2 separate regions of the Homo sapiens genome follow, and region 1 is linked to region 2. The links are chromatin loops, found by intact Hi-C in ENCODE. Cell type or tissue: heart left ventricle. All regions are shown on one strand.

Region 1 (8,000 bases), 160 kb after region 2:
ACAAGGAATGTTGTGCTCAGAAAGGTTAAGTGATTTCCCAAGGATATACAGCTAACAAGCAGCAGAGCCGGGATCTCAAACCAGGGAGTCTGAATCCAAAGCCTGCTGCCTTGGGAAGGCGCATATGTGTACAAGTGTGTACTCCTCCCTCCTGGCTTCAACCCAAGCAACTCTGCTTTGCTCTGCTTTGTATGAAGGGAGTTCTGGGTTCCCTTCTCTGAAAATGTTGTAAGAGCACAATCAACAACTTGGGCTCTTCCTATAAGACCCCTAAGCCCAAAGGAACATCACTCAGAGAAGAGAGGTCCCTCTGGCCCAAGTCTACTGACCTGAGATGCTGTACAAAATCACATCCTGGACACAGGGAACAAGTGTGAATGGTAAGCCAAGGGTGGCCTTCAGAACCTCAGCTCTCAGCATAGAGTACATTAGCTACAGCTAGAAGGATTGTTTAGTCATTGTGACAGCTGGCAGTCCAACAAATGCAGACAAGAGAGGCAGAGCCTTTAAAAGAATAGGTTGGGTATGGTGGCTCAAGCCTGTAATCCCAGCACTTTGAGGGGCTGAGGCAGGAGGATCACTTAAGCCCAGGAGTTTGAGACCAGCCTGGGCAACATAAGGAGATCCCGTCACTACAAAAAAATAAAAAATTAGCCAGGTGTGGTGGCATGTGCCTGTAGTTTCAGCTACTCAGGAGGCTGAGGCAGGAGGATTACTTGAGCCCAGGAGTTTGAGGCTGCAGTGAGCTATGATTGTGCCACTTCACTCCAGCCTGGGTAACAGAGCAAGACTGTCTCAAAAAACAACAACAACAATGAAAAACACATAAACAAAGCAGTCTGTCTGGGATTATTCAAGGGAGAAGTCATTGCTCAATATAATAGAAAGAAAATGAGGCTGGGCCTGGTGGCTCATGCCTGTAATCCCAGTACTTTGGGAGGCCAAGGTGGGCAGATCACCTGAGATCAGGAGTTTGAAACCAGCCTGGCCAACGTGGTGAAACCCTGTCTCTACTAAAAATATAAAAATTAGCTGGGCATGGTGGAGCGCACCTGTAATCTCAGCTACTCGGGAGGCTGAGGCAGGAGAATCACTTGAACCCGGGAGATGGAGATTGCAGTGAGCCAAGACTGCGCTACTGCACTCCAGCCTGGGTGACAGAATGACAAAGAGGAGGAGAGGAGAGGAGGGGAGAGGAGAGGGGAGGGGGGAGGGGAGGAGATGGGAAGGGAGAGGGGAGGAGATGGGAGGGGAGAGGGGAGGAGATGGGAGGGGAGAGGGGAGGAGATGGGAGGGGAGGGGGGAGAGGGGAGGAGATGGGAGAGGGAGGGGAGAAGGGAGGGGGAGGGGAGGGGAGGAAGGAAAGAAGGAAGGAAGGAGGGAAGGAAGGAGGGAGGGAGGGAAGGAAGGAAGGGAGGGAGGGAGGGAAGGAAGGAAGGGAGGGAGGGAGGGAGGGAAGGAAATAAATGAGATTTTTCTCATGAGGGTCAGAATTCCACCACGTACTGGCTGCATGGTATGATTTTGAGCAAATTACTCAATCTCTAGCATTTACACATCCTGATAGTAGAGGTGTTTCTCCTTTCTTAGTCTCTCTGTGTCTCTAAACCTCAGTACCTACCCTCAATAGGCACTCCATGAATGAAAGAAAGGCAAATGCAAAAGCCCATTCAGGGTCTGCCTGCCCTCCAGACTCATAAGATATCAAAGAGCTAGGCAGAGGTAGGCTGAATATGTAGAAGAGAAATTGGCTGTCACTTGGGGTGACAGATCAATTAAGGAAGGATCACTAAGATGGGTTAGGACCTCCCTGCCAGTCACTAGAAAGGTGACCACTCACCTCCCATGAACTGCGATGGCAGCAATGCCAGTCCTCTCTATCCGCTTCACAAGGCTCAGGGTATCTTCTAGCTGAGGAGGAGGACCACACAGGATGGTTACTGAAGCTCCAGAAGGAGCAGCTGCTGCCTCCTAAAGTAGGCTCAGCTCTACTCTCTCCTCCAAGCCTAATTTAGCACCTCAAGAATCGTTCACAAACCTAAATCCAACATCACCAGAGAGAATGGACCTTCATATGTAACACACCATCCTTACCGATGGCAGGATGCGAATCTTGCAGGTCACAGGTCTGCGTGTCCCTTTAACAAGAGTGCTGAGGATCTGCAGAAAGGAAAACACAAGAGCACCTATGTCTTCTGGAACAAACCATCACTCTGCCTGTACTAATTAACTCCGCTACAGGCTGTGCATTCCGGTGGCATGAACAGTTTGCATATGTGTGAATGCATGTGTGTGTCTGTTACACACATACACACATAAGCTCCATGAGGCAAGGGACCTGCCTTTGTTCTATACTGGAGCCCCAGCACCTGCCTGGCACCTAGTGGTATACACATATTTGTCAAATATACTGAATGAGTGAGTGAATGGGTACGCGTGTACACCTGTGTGCAGCTCACTGAGCCTTTGCCAGGACAAATACCAGAATTATCTGGAGAACTGAAGAAATACACACTCTTGAATTCCACACTATTATTTCCTGAGTCAGTCTCTAGGGGAAGGGCTTAGGAATGTGTGTTTTCAAAAGGCTCTGCCCAACACACTCCAGCCCGTCCTCAGAATCATTCTGAGGCCTAGCCTTGGTTAAGAACACACGGCTAAAAAAAAAAAAAAAGTAAGAAAAAAAGAACACATAGCTAACTGGGTGTGGTGGTTTATGCCTGTAATCCCAACACTTTGAGAGGCTGAGGTGGGAAGATTGCTTGAAGCCAGGAGTTTGAGACCAGCCTGGGCAACACAGCAAGACCCTGTTTCCTTTTTGTTTGTTTGTTTGTTTGTTTTGTTTTGAGACAGGGTCTGGCTCTGTTTCCCAGGCTAGAGTGCAGTGGCACAATCTTGGCTCACTGTAACCTCTGCCTCCCTAGCTCAAGCCATCCTCCCACTTCAGCCTCCAGAGTAGCTGGGACCACCATGTTGGCCAGGCTGGTCTCGAACTCCTGAGCTCAAGCAATCCACCTGTTTTATCCTCCCAAAGTCCTGGGATGACAGGCTTGAGCCACTGCACCTAGCCCATCCCTGTTTCTATTAAAAAAAAAAAAAGCGGGGGGGCAGACAGCTTCTTTCCTGGGTGAAGGGAATGTTCCCTAAGTGTTGTTCCAGGACTTACAGGGTGAGGGAACAGGAAGGCTCTTAAGGGGGGCCTGCATTCCTCTTTAGGGCAGTCAGACATACATGAGTGAAACTGGCAAAGGAAAAGACAACATACTCATAAGATAAGCACATATTTAAAAGTGCTTATCACATAGCAATTGCAAAAGATTTCAAAGAAAGATCAAGAAGTCACGCAGGAAAGTGACAGGGAGGTAGCAAGACCAGACCACACAAGAATCAGAGATAGAGAGGTGTAGATGACACTGCATGTCTGTGTCATTGCTATCTTCTTCCCTCATCAGAAATTTCAGGCCAGGCAAGCTGGAGGAAAGATGATCCCAAGAACCCTCTTCCAAGAACTGGATCTCTGCCTAGCAGAGCAGGGGGATATCTAGGTGGCTGCTGCCAGTCTTGATTCTAGACAGGCGGGGGCAGCAGAGAGCCAGGTTGCAAAAACCAGTAGTGGAGGCCTATCAGGGACAGGATGAAGCAGGCCATTCCAGAAGACATCAGATCAAGAGGCTGGACTGACAGACAGTTCATGAGCAAGACAGGACCTGCTGGCCCAAATGCCAGGGACTGGCAGGAAGGAACAGTCTCTAGGTGCTGCTCCAGGAGGCAGACTTGGCCTGAGGTCTTAGGGTCACCCTGGCAGGCCTTAAAGAGGCACTTACATTTTAAGGGCGGGACTGACAGGTTCATCAAGAAATACAATAAAAATTCTCATTCTAGTCCCATCCTTCATGCTCAGAGCAACATCTCTAAAAGGTTCCATTACAAGTGCTCACTTAGAATCCTCTGACATTTGGTGATTTAAGCAACACCAGCTGGTCTGATCCAATTCTCTGTCTTGTAGAACTTCCTTTTGCTATTTTATCCAAGTAGCTCTCAGTACTTTCTTCAGTATTTCTGTGTGTTTCATGTGTGTGTTAAGGACTAGGAAGGAAATTAGGTAACCAAAAACCCTAGGCACTTGCAAGGGTCACACTGAGGGGAAATGGCAACTAGAGATTGTCTTCTGGCCAGGCTCTAGCATGACACTCTCCTGGACACCAACTCTCCAGATCCAAGTCTTTGGGGAGAAAGAATGAGAGACAAGTCCATATTTGAGCAGAGGAACAGCACATCTACCTACAAGCAGGCTTGCCTCAATAGACCCACTGGCCAACTGAAGAAAAGCAGTCTCCTTCACTCCCCTGGTTTCTGGGAGGCAGCAGATGAGGATAGGAAAGCATAGGCCTGGAAAGCACTGAGACCTGAGTTCATGTCCTGGCCCTGCCAATTGTCAGCCATGGCCCAAGTACAGTGTACACAAGGGGGATGCCCTGCGCACACCTGTAATCCCAGCACTTTTGGAGGCCAGATCACCTGAGGTTAGGTGTTCAAGGCCAGCCTGAACAACATGGTGAAACCCCGTACCTACTAAAAATACAAAAATTAGCCGGGTGTTGTGGTGCATGCCTGTAATCTCAGCTATTCAGAGGCTGAGGCAGGAGAATCACTTGAACCCAGGAGGTGGATGTTGCAGTGAGCTGAGATCGCACCACTGCACTCCAGCCTGGGCAGCAGAGCAAGACTCCCTCTCAAAATAAATAAATAAATATTTAAAAAAATAAAATAAAACTGAGGTTCTTAATCCAGGGAGCATATATCAGAGTTACCTGGTAGAAGCTTTCTCAAAGAGATTGATATCCCACTCTCCACCCCTACTCACCCCAAGGGTCTGCAGAATTCTCAACAGATAGCATCCTTTATTTCTAACTGGGGTAAAATATATATAACATGAAATTTGCCATCTTAAACATTTTTAAGTGTATAATTCAGTGGCATTAATTACATTCACAATGTTGTACAACCACCAATGTTATGTATTTCCAAAGTTTTTCATAACCCCAAACAAGAATCTTGAGAAAATTTCTAGAGGTGGTCTTGAGATACTCCCACAGATGGAACCACGGGCCTAAAACGCCAAGCCTGGAAGGACCCGCAAAGCTCTCACCCAGGTCACCCAGCTTGCCAACACAGTCTGGACCCGAATTGAATCCAGCCCCTACACCTAAGCCACATCTGGCTTTGTTGTGGAAGCCTGCAACCTCCCTACCATGGGGCAAACCCCATCTATCAGTCCAACCTGGCCCATCTGAGTACCCAACCAGAGAAGTAGTGAAATGAACTAAGCTTCTGAGGTTGAGTGTATCTCTGCTGCCTCATGGATGAAATCTGCCTTATTCAAAGAGGGGCAGTAGAGAGGACAGAGCCAACAGCCTGGGTCTGAGAAGAGAGGAGGCTGGAGGATAACAAAAATGCCTGTGTGCTCATGTTGTGAACCACATCCTCCCTGCTGGGGCCCCCTCTCCTAGGTGTGGAAACCAATTTGACATCCAAGATGTCTACTTCCACTCCACCCTGCACACAAGTGTCTTAACTGGAGATTTCCAAGTTGAGGTGCCTATTGACCTGACACTTATAAACTATACCCAGGCACCTTGAACCTGAGATGCTACTGGAGAGGGTGCTGACACTAGGAGTCAGAAGAGACTATAGTTCACAAGCTGGCTCTGCCTGCCACTTATTTACTATATGATCTTTTTTTTTTTTTTTTTTTTTTGAGACGGAGTCTTGCTCTGTCGCCCAGGCTGGAGTGCAGTGGCACGATCTCTGCTCACTGCAACCTCTGCCTCCCGGGTTTATGCCATTCTCCTGCCTCAGCCTCCTGAGTAGCTGGGACCACAGGCACCCGCCACCACGCCCAGCTAATTTTTTGTATTTTTAGTAGAGACTGGGTTTCACCGTGTTAGCCAGAATGGTCTCGATCTCCTGACCTTGTGATCTGCCCGCCTCAGCCTCCCAAAGTGCTGGGATTACAGGCATGAGCCACCACGCCCGGCCTACTATATGATCTTAAGCAAATTATTTTCTCTCTCTGTGCTTTAGTCTATTGTCCTTGATCAAATGGAGATAACTGCCAATCCTATCTACTTCAAGGGGTTTCAGGATCAAATGAAAGGCACATTATGGCTGGGCACAGTGGCTCACATCTGTAATCCCAGCACTTTGGGAGGCCAAGATGGGCAGATCACCTGAGGTCAGGAGTTCAAGACCAGCGTGGCCAACATGACAAAACCCCATCTCTACTAAAAATACAAAAATTAGCCAGGCGTCGTCGTGGGCGCCTGTAATCCCAGCTACTCAGGAGGTTGAGGCAGAAGAATTGCTTGAAACCTGGAGGCAGAGGTTGCAGTGAGCTGAGATTGTGCCACTGCACTCCAGCCTGGGTGACAGAGCAAGACTCTGTCTCAAAAAAAAGAAAGGCACATTATACAGGTGCACTATAGATAGAGTATCTCTGGCTGCACATGGGAAAAACGAGAAGGCATGTAGCCAGCAAGCACAGTGGTCTTCCTATGTCCCAGAGACAGTGGGGCTGGAGGAACATGCAGGGTTGGGCTGCTGGCACAGCAACCATGCAGCTCTCATTGGCAATGATGGCAGCTCTCATTGGTGATGCCTAAGTCCCAAGTCGCTCTAGCCTCTGGGAAGCAGGATGAGGCTTAAAGCCCAGACAGGGAAGTAGCGATAGAGAATGAAAAGGAAAACAAAGGAGCTAAAAGGAAAGAGCTGGCAGACTGGGAGAGGAACACAAACCTGTCCCCAGGGCCTCATTAAGCTAGCCTACAGAATCACCAAAGAAAGGGGAACAGAGAGAGACTAACTTCAGCTTGCCTCCTCTGACCCTGGCCCGGGCTTCTCTCCAAGGGCTGGGGTAGACTCTTTCAGGACATAGGGGACCCACTGCTCCTCTCATCAAGCCCCCTGGGAGAGGCCAATCCACCCACACACATACAAACACATATGGCCACTGAGCCCGTCCTCACCACAGGTGGGCTGGCCTCTGCTCTCAAGACCTTCCCAGAAGGGAGACAGGAAATACAGAGGAGGTTCTCTGTGAGTCCTCAGGACCCCTGGCTCTTCATTGACATGTCTCTTGCTCTGGGCTTTTTAGGAACATCAAGGCTGCTGTAGGCTGGCTCGGGGGTTCCCAAACTTAGCTGCATGTCAAAATCACTGGAAAATTTTTTGGAAATCGCTAGGCCTCAGGGAGAGAAACTGGGTGGACATCAGTAAATCTGGTATTGGTGGAAGGAGGCGTTCTAGACAATTCTAGTTTGGAGCTGTGTTTGAGGACCCCTGCTTTCACTCGTGGAGGACTTACCTTCTCAATCTTGTCAGGGTCTGACAGCAGGGCAGCTCCCATTCCTCCCTAAGGAGAAACACACAAAAGGTCTTCTTACATCTGGGAGACACTATGGCCCTCTCCATGGGATGGGGTCTGGCAACTGAGCGTCACCCCGGCACTCACTTCCAAGGGACCAAGGCCCACTGGCAACCGGCACTTCTTTTAAACAAGTAGGAGGGCAGCAGTATCTGTGCCCATAACATCTGGGACTGAAGTGTGATAATTTTTTTTCTTTTTTTTTTGAGACAGATTCTCGCTCTGTCACCCAGGCTGGAGTGCAGTGGCGCAATCTCGGCTCACTGCAACCTCCACCTCCCCAGTTCAAGTGATTCTCCTTCCTCTGCATCCTGAGTAGCCAGGATTGCAGGCATGCACAACCACACCTAGCTAATTTTTTAATATATTTTTAGTAGAGACAGGGTTTCACCATGTTGGCCAGGCTGGCCAGACCAGAGTGATGACTTTTAAAATGTATAGGCTGGGCGTGGTGGCTCACGCCTGTAATTCCAGCACTTTGGGAAGCTGAGTCAGGTGGATTACCTGAGGTCAGGAGTTCGAGACCAGCCTGGCTAACATGGTGAAATCCAGTCTCTACCAAAAATACAAAAATTAG
Region 2 (8,000 bases):
CTTTTTTTTTTTTTTTTTTGAGACAGTCTCCCTCTGTAGCCTAGGCTAGAGTGCAGTGGCACAATCTCAGCTCACTGCAACCTCCACTTTCCGGGTTCAAGCGATTCTCCTGTCTAAGCCTCCAGAGTAGCTGGGATTATAGGCGCCTGCCACCATGCCCACCTAATTTTTGTATTTTTAGTAGAGATGGGGTTTCACCATGTTGGCCAGGCTGGTCTGGAACTCCTGACCTCAAATGATCCACCCACCTTGGCCTCCCAAAGTGCTGGGATTATAGGCGTGAGCCACTGTGCTCGGCCTGTCATTTCTTCATCTCTCTCAATTGTCCACTTTTTGCAGAACTTGGTGGGGACACCCCTCTCCACCAGACCCTGCTGACCCCCAGGCCATCTTTTCTCAGGTCAATTGTTTTCGAAGCCCGAGGTGATAAAGCAGAAATACGAGACGGGGCCTTGGTGAGTGTGGGAGCAGGGGCTGGGGGTGACAACAGCTGAATAGCTCTGACAGCACTGTGCCCTGCCCCTACAGCAGCAAGGCTGATGTGGTGGACAGTGAGACTGTGGTACGGGCTCGTGGGTTGCCGTGGCAGTCATCAGACCAGGACGTGGCTCGCTTCTTCAAAGGGCTCAACGTGGCCAGGTGGGTGTGGCAGGGTGGGTGGGCCCAATTGGACAGGCCTACCCAGGAGGCACTAACAGCACTGGCTCCACAGGGGTGGTGTAGCACTCTGCCTCAACGCCCAGGGCCGCAGAAATGGCGAGGCCCTCATCCGCTTTGTGGACAGCGAGCAGCGGGACCTAGCGCTGCAGAGACACAAGCACCACATGGGCGTCCGCTATATTGAGGTGGGGCTTTGGGCTGGGAGCGGAGCAGGGCCAATCTGAGTCAGGCCTGAGACCCATGGGCTGCTGCTCTCTGTACCCACAGGTGTATAAAGCGACAGGGGAGGAGTTTGTAAAGATTGCAGGGGGTGAGTATACTGCAAACAGGGCCTGGCTCCCCTGGTTCTTGATCCATTTCACTTCCCCACCACCCCTTGCCTGCCTGCTCCCCTGCATGGGTGAGTGTCTGGAGGAGCATGAGTGAAGTCAGCAGGCGACTCTCATACACAGGCACATCACTAGAGGTGGCTCGTTTCTTGTCACGGGAAGACCAAGTGATCCTGCGGCTGCGGGGACTGCCCTTCTCGGCTGGGCCAACGGACGTGCTTGGCTTCCTGGGGCCAGAGTGCCCAGTGACTGGGGGTACCGAGGGGCTGCTCTTTGTGCGCCATCCTGATGGCCGGCCGACTGGTGATGCCTTCGCCCTCTTTGCTTGTGAGGAGCTGGCACAGGCTGCACTGCGCAGGCACAAGGGCATGCTGGGTAAGCGATACATTGAACTCTTCCGGAGCACTGCAGCCGAAGTGCAGCAGGTGAGCGCCCAGGGCTCCCCACCCCCAGATGTACTGTTACTCCAGGGCGGCCCTCTGTGTCCCTGCCCTACTTGGCATGACCAGCCTGTTGCTGCCTTCCTTACTAGGTCTTGAACCGCTATGCATCCGGCCCACTCCTTCCTACACTGACTGCCCCACTGCTGCCCATCCCCTTCCCACTGGCACCTGGGACTGGGAGGGACTGTGTACGCCTCCGAGGCCTGCCCTACACGGCCACCATTGAAGACATCCTGAGCTTTCTGGGGGAGGCAGCAGCTGACATTCGGCCCCACGGTGTACACATGGTGCTCAACCAGCAGGTGAAGCCACTGCTTGGTAGGGGGAACACATAAATAGGAAGGGGTGTGTGTTAGGGGTAAGGCACTCTTACACATGACAAACTGCTCACAAGATGGTGTGCACAGGGCCGGCCATCGGGCGATGCCTTCATTCAGATGACATCAGCAGAGCGAGCCCTAGCTGCTGCTCAGCGTTGCCATAAGAAGGTGATGAAGGAGCGCTACGTGGAGGTGGTCCCCTGTTCCACAGAGGAGATGAGCCGAGTGCTGATGGGGGGCACCTTGGGCCGCAGTGGCATGTCCCCTCCACCCTGCAAGCTGCCCTGTGAGTGCCCTAGGGGCTAGGGGAGGAGGAGGCCTGTGGTAGCCAGGCTGTTGTAAGCCCCTACCTTCTATAGCGGGGACTCCTTTCTGGCTACCCCACCCAGGGCAGTGCTGGGCTCCGTGCACATGCACTTTCTACTTCCGTCTCTAGGCCTCTCACCACCTACCTACACCACCTTCCAAGCCACCCCAACGCTCATTCCCACGGAGACGGCAGCTCTATACCCCTCTTCAGCACTGCTCCCAGCTGCCAGGGTGCCTGCTGCCCCCACCCCTGTTGCCTACTATCCAGGGCCAGCCACTCAACTCTACCTGAACTACACAGCCTACTACCCAAGGTACCCTGCAGCTAAGAGAATATCACAGTCCCACTCCCTGTCCCAATCTGGGGAAAGGTCACGATCCCCTTTCTGGACCAGATAACTCCTCCCTTGAGATGACAAGGGAGTAAGGTGGCAGCTGGCTAATGCCATCTACAAAACAGATCGAAAATGACTCTGTAGAGGCTGGGGCTTCAGGGAGGAACTGAATTAAGCACAAGGCAGAAACAAGGGAGGAGGGAAACAGGTCTCGGTCTAGGCCACAGGTGGCATGCATGACTAAACCTTGTCTCTCCCACCCTAGCCCCCCAGTCTCCCCCACCACTGTGGGCTACCTCACTACACCCACTGCTGCCCTGGCCTCTGCTCCCACCTCAGTGTTGTCCCAGTCAGGAGCCTTGGTCCGCATGCAGGGTGTCCCATACACGGCTGGTATGAAGGATCTGCTCAGCGTCTTCCAGGCCTACCAGGTGAGATTGTGTGGCCGGAGGGCCTGGCGGGTCTGGCTGAGCTCTCTGCCCTAAATCTGTGTCCCTTCTGTAGCTACCCGCTGATGACTACACCAGTCTGATGCCTGTTGGTGACCCACCTCGCACTGTGTTACAAGCCCCCAAGGAATGGGTGTGTTTGTAGGAGAGAAAGCCAGGAGGTAAGAGCCAGCTGATATCCTCGGCGAACATGTCTCTCCTGAGTCCAGAAGACCAGCACCCTCAACCTGGTAGCTTCTTTCTGGCTTGTCAAAGCTCTCAGAAGGTACCTAGAGGAGCCCAAGCCCCAGCTCCATCCTCCACTTATTCTGCCTGTTTCCCCCAAAGACAATGGCTGGACCCTGCATGCAGGGCTGGGGGTGGAATGGGGCTAACCAGCTCCTGATGGCCTGAGCCAGGCATCTTGACTGGCACCTGGAGAGCCCTTAAGTCTGTCCTGGCTGTGGCCCATGCCGACAGATATCGTGGGGCTGACAGGTCCACGGCAGGCTTGCTTTCTTTTATAAAATGGAAGCTCTGGTACCTTCAATGTATGACTCCTGGGAGAATCAAGGGTCCATCTGAGCCTCTGAGTAAAGATCCCAATGTTCTACCTCTCCCTGTCCCTCTTGTAGGGGATAGGGAGGCAGAGAGAGCCAGCCCCTACCCTCAGAGTATCTGGACCTCAGAGACCATGTTGTGCCAGGGGTGGTCCCACCTAAAGATGCTAGCCCCTCTCCAGGTGGGCATAAGGAGTAACAGATGGCAAAACCACAAACTATTTTGATGGACTGTGCTGCAGTATCACCAGAAGACATTAGGGGGCAGTAGGCCCCCACACAAAACCTTCAGGCTTGAATTTTAAAGGGGAGGACTTTCTGCCAACTTTTCTTGTATGCCTTGGGAAAGCCAGTTGCCCTGAACCCAGCAGACACCATGGAATGTCCTTTGCACGCATTAAATGGTACAGAACTGAAGCCTCGGAAGCAATTTGGAACTCGATCTTCTCTTCCTTAAATGAAAAGTTATTGACCAAATGGACTTTTTAAAAGACACAGGACCCTTAACTTTGCCCCAAAGTGAGGGGCTCCACACCAACCCCAGGCGGAGGAACACTCAGACAGATTAAGGATACTGTTGACCTGTCACTGTTTATTATTTCAGCACTAAAACTGAGGAGCCTCAACTGCTGGCTCTTCTTCCCTTTGTATTTGTGTAAGGAGCACTGCACTCCCATAAAAGGTTTTAAAATACAAAATGTACAAGAACACACAATTCCAAGTGCTGTAAACATAACTGAGAACCAGTTCCTTTACTAAACATCCATTTTATAAAACACAAGGTTTCAATTTGAGCCCATCTGAGCCTTAAAGATCCATTCTGAATACCAAAAACAGGGCTTCACAGCCAGGCCCAGAAGAGGTCTGGTGATAATGGCTGGCCCTGGGTGGGGATAGTTTACACCCGGGCAGCAGCACCACACATGAACCCAAAGACATGTTCTTTTTAAAGCTGTTTTCAGCCATGTTTCTCTGTGCATCTCCAGTAAGCAGAAGGCTACCCATTCCATTCCTCAACCCAAGAGCTAGCACAGTTAGAGTAGGAGGGGGTGCGTACTAGCACGTGCCCAGTTGCTCAGTGCTGCTAGTAGAAATTGATTTGCATAGTCCAATGGATGTGTGCTTTAACACCACTATGTTGCACAAAAATTTAAGTCTTTATCTACAAAGCCAAAAAATATTGACTCTTAACACCAAAGCTTTTACAAAGCTGATATAAAACTGCTTACATAGTATACAAAGCTCTATTTTAAAATTTAATGTTTATTTTAAATAGGAAAGCATTTCTAGTGCTACAGGCATCAAGGTATTTAGAAGGCATCAAAATTTGGTGCATAGCAACTCTGGATCATAGAGGCTTTTAATTCTTGAGGGCACAAAGGGTATTGCAAGGGGAACTCTTGCAATAACCTCATGTGAGGCAGCTACACCAGGGGCAAAAGGGTAGGGGCAAGTCTGGCCATTTCTCTGGAATGTCAACCGAGAGGCCAACTTCTTGCCCCTCCAAAGGAAGCTGTGGGCGTCCAACCACAGGCCCAGAAGCAAATCTCACTATCCACATTCTGTGACACAACTCACTTTTCAAGAAAATTTGAAAACACCCAGCTCCAAGAGGGGCCACAGTGATCTGCTGAAGAATAGACCTTTTTCTCTAACTAACTTTAGGGGAGAAATCTAAAATATATTTTGTTTTTTTTAAAGACCATACTTCCTCATCCTGAGTCAACAGCTCCTAACCTACTGACAACAGGTGGTGGGCAATAGGCCAGCTCCCTTTCCCAGACCTGAACTGGCCTTAGTAGAGAGAGTCCTGGCATCAAGGGCCTGCAGTCTCCTGGAATAACAGCATCAGGCCTTCAACCAGCACACTGTCTCACATATAGGCACTCAAAAAATCTGCTTCCTGAATCAATGGAAGTATATTATTTCATTTGAAAGCATACTGCAAACTTCAGAGGCTCTGTAATGGGCCCAGGAACAGGTAAAAAAAATCCCATTAGGGAGAGGGGTAAGGGCAGGTTTTTTTTTTTTTTAAAGTACCCAACTCGGGTACCTCCTTTGGTAGACAGCAGGCTGCAGTTTCTGCTGGGCCCTGCCTTGGACACCAGTCTCACCAGCAGCAGCACCAGGGTGTCTTTGGTGTGGAGGGTCAGGTTATCACTTCTGGATGTGCTCAGAGCCTTCTGGGGAAAAGGCTGGTTTTTAGATCATACAGACAGGACAGGGTAGGCCAGAATCATTTCAGGCTATAAATAGAATGGCAGATAAGCCTTCCATGCCAGTGTGACTCTTAAAACCTTCCCATCTGGAGTCCTGTATTTTCTCTGCCCATGCTGATGTACTGCTCATTTGTGCTTTAGCTCTGCACACAGCCTGGCCTCTAGCTAGAGTTAGAACTGCAAAGCTGCCTAAACCACTGAGACTGGCTTCAAAGGTCACAGAACAGCCAAAGGCAGATGCTTCTGTTTGGAAAAGGTTCTACGACCAGATGACACAAACAGGAAGCGCACTCCACAGCCTACTAGTTTTTATGATGGCAAGAAATGAAAGTGACCAAGCTAGAACCCCACCATTCAGAGTCACCTTAAATGTAGCCATCTTACCCAGGGTCCTGAGGGAAAAAGCAATTTCAACATGGAGCCAGTATGGAGAGATTGCAAGATTACCTAGAAAGTTACCAAAAGGCTATGCTCTGGAATGTCTTTTTATATTCCAACACTTCAATGATGGAATGGTCTCTTCTCATTTTATCTAACAACAGTTTAGTTTTATAAAGAGGTATGAGCTACATTTGGCTTTATTTCCTATAAATCTATGAACGTCTTCAGGACACATGCTGACTTTCTGAGGCATAGGTGTGGGCTTGGGATATTTTTTTCTTTTTCTTTTTTTCTTTTCTTTTTTTTTCTTTTTTTTTTTTTTTTTTTTTTTTTTGCTTCTAGAAGGTCTTATCAAAAGTTCCTATTTTAAAAATTATCATAAAAACTAAAGGGCCCTTCAAATGACCATAAAGCAGTACAAATCACCAATCCTAGCTAAGTAACCAGGTCACCTGCAAAAGCAGCACCTCGGAAACAAGAGAGCCTGCTGCATTCACACTCAAAGCACCCATCATATAAAAGTATCCTAGTTAAATATAAAAAGCAAAGTTCATTTCCCCAAAGCTCAAACAGCCTATGCTGCTCCTGTTCTTTTGCCAAATCTACCCAAGGCCTGAGGTGGAGGAATGCTACTTTCCCCACAAATGGTGGGTCCCACTCCTGGCCCCAGACCTGAAGGCTGCAGAGTTGGAAACCCAAGGTCCAAGGAGAGAAACATGCTGAGAAGTTGGTGGTGGACACAAGGCTGCAGTAAGCACTGTTAGAGCCCATCAGATCTTCCTAAATCCAGGGACTCAGGACTCGGGAGGGGAGCCTGCCTGCTCACCCCTGCTCCTTGGGAAACAGAAATCTGGGACATGTCTCTCCCAATTATCTCGTTCACTGAAAAACAAGAAAAGGGAGAGTGATTAGTGACCTCTGAGTGATTAGCCATATGATGCCCAACGCTGAGCTCTACCTCAGACATTTCCCTTCCCATGGCTTTCTGTAAAGATAAAGGCAGTGTCTGAAGCCTGCTCCTGAGCTGAGTGGCATTAGAGATGGAAACATCGCTCCACAAACTACTCTGGACCTCTTTTTCTCTCTCATTCAGTTCATTTTGGGTTGGGAAGGGGGCTTACCCTCACTCTAAAGGTATGTTTAAATAAGTATTCACCTTACTCTAACTTTTCTTTAATTCATATCTCTTTGAGAAAGTTTTTATTTTCTACAATGCCACCTCCTATGTAAATGGAATGAAAATAAATGCTTTGGTCAGAATAAACCACTGTGATGTGGGGGTGATTTTGCTACTGTATCCTAATACAAGCACTCTTTATTATGTGGGGGCATTTCTGTTGTTTGTGATCTTTTCTGATTGGAGGCTCTAGCTTTTCTGTTAATTTCTCTGATGTCCTAAGCATCTCAGGGAGGTACAGTGCTCTGTGAGGTCCAGAGCAAAGAATTTCCATCTTACAGAACTAACATAGAAGGGAACATCCCAAATCCCCCAAATAAGAACCTTTAGTTCTCACATCATTTCATTCCTTGCCTTATCAACTAAAGAGTCTATGCTAATTCCACTCCTAGGCATATTTACAAGAGAAGTGAAAACATATGTCCACATGAAAAACTTTCAAATGTTCACAGCAGCATTATTAATAATAGCCAAAAAGTGGAAACAATCCAAATGTCTACCAAGTGATGAATGGATAAACGTAAGTTGTCTCTATCCATAAAATGGAATATACAGCCTTGAGATGTAATGAAGTTCTGATACATGCTACAACATGGATGAGCCTTGAAAACAGTCTGCTAAGTGAAATAGGCCAGACAATAAAAGGTCATATATGATTCCATTTATATGAAATGTCCAGAACAGGCCAATCCATAGAGACAGAAAATAGATTACAGGTTGTAGAGAGGGAGAAACAGGGAGGAATTACTAATGAGTATGGAGTTTCTTTTCAGAGTAATGGAGTTATAAAATTAGATATTAGTAGCCAGGCGCAGTGGCTCATGCCTGTAATCTCAGCA

Evidence for each region. A loop is a pair of places that touch in the nucleus more often than their neighbours do. Peaks named below come from ENCODE experiments on the same cell type or tissue, not always from the same donor. Only the 100,000 strongest peaks of a DNase experiment are listed, where the experiment ranks them.
Region 1: a loop joins it to region 2, with 4 times the contacts of the local background. A loop is called at or near these places in 20 of 110 quality-filtered maps.

Annotation. Positions count from the first base shown.
Region 1 is chr16:68,060,477-68,068,476 of GRCh38, reverse strand. DUS2 (dihydrouridine synthase 2) reads right to left here. Exons shown (of 17, transcript NM_017803.5): 8 at 7,364-7,411; 9 at 2,095-2,160; 10 at 1,841-1,911. Among named protein-coding and RNA genes, the nearest start is that of NFATC3, 21 kb to the left of the region's middle. RefSeq lists an enhancer at 6,925-6,974. In heart left ventricle, a CTCF peak has its summit at 3,574; a DNase peak (open chromatin) is centred at 3,586; H3K27ac peaks cover 1,185 bases.
Region 2 is chr16:68,225,216-68,233,215 of GRCh38, reverse strand. It overlaps NFATC3 (nuclear factor of activated T cells 3), which reads right to left. Exons shown (of 10, transcript NM_173165.3): 10 at 3,957-6,866. The coding sequence ends at 6,745. ESRP2 (epithelial splicing regulatory protein 2) reads left to right here. Exons shown (of 15, transcript NM_024939.3): 6 at 401-455; 7 at 529-639; 8 at 713-845; 9 at 928-970; 10 at 1,113-1,414; 11 at 1,522-1,734; 12 at 1,840-2,038; 13 at 2,189-2,375; 14 at 2,662-2,827; 15 at 2,901-4,183. The coding sequence ends at 2,990. Among named protein-coding and RNA genes, the nearest start is that of MIR6773, 4.3 kb to the left of the region's middle. RefSeq lists an enhancer at 5,730-5,779. In heart left ventricle, a CTCF peak has its summit at 3,642 (motif pointing right); DNase peaks (open chromatin) are centred at 595 and 1,425; H3K27ac peaks cover 1,378 bases.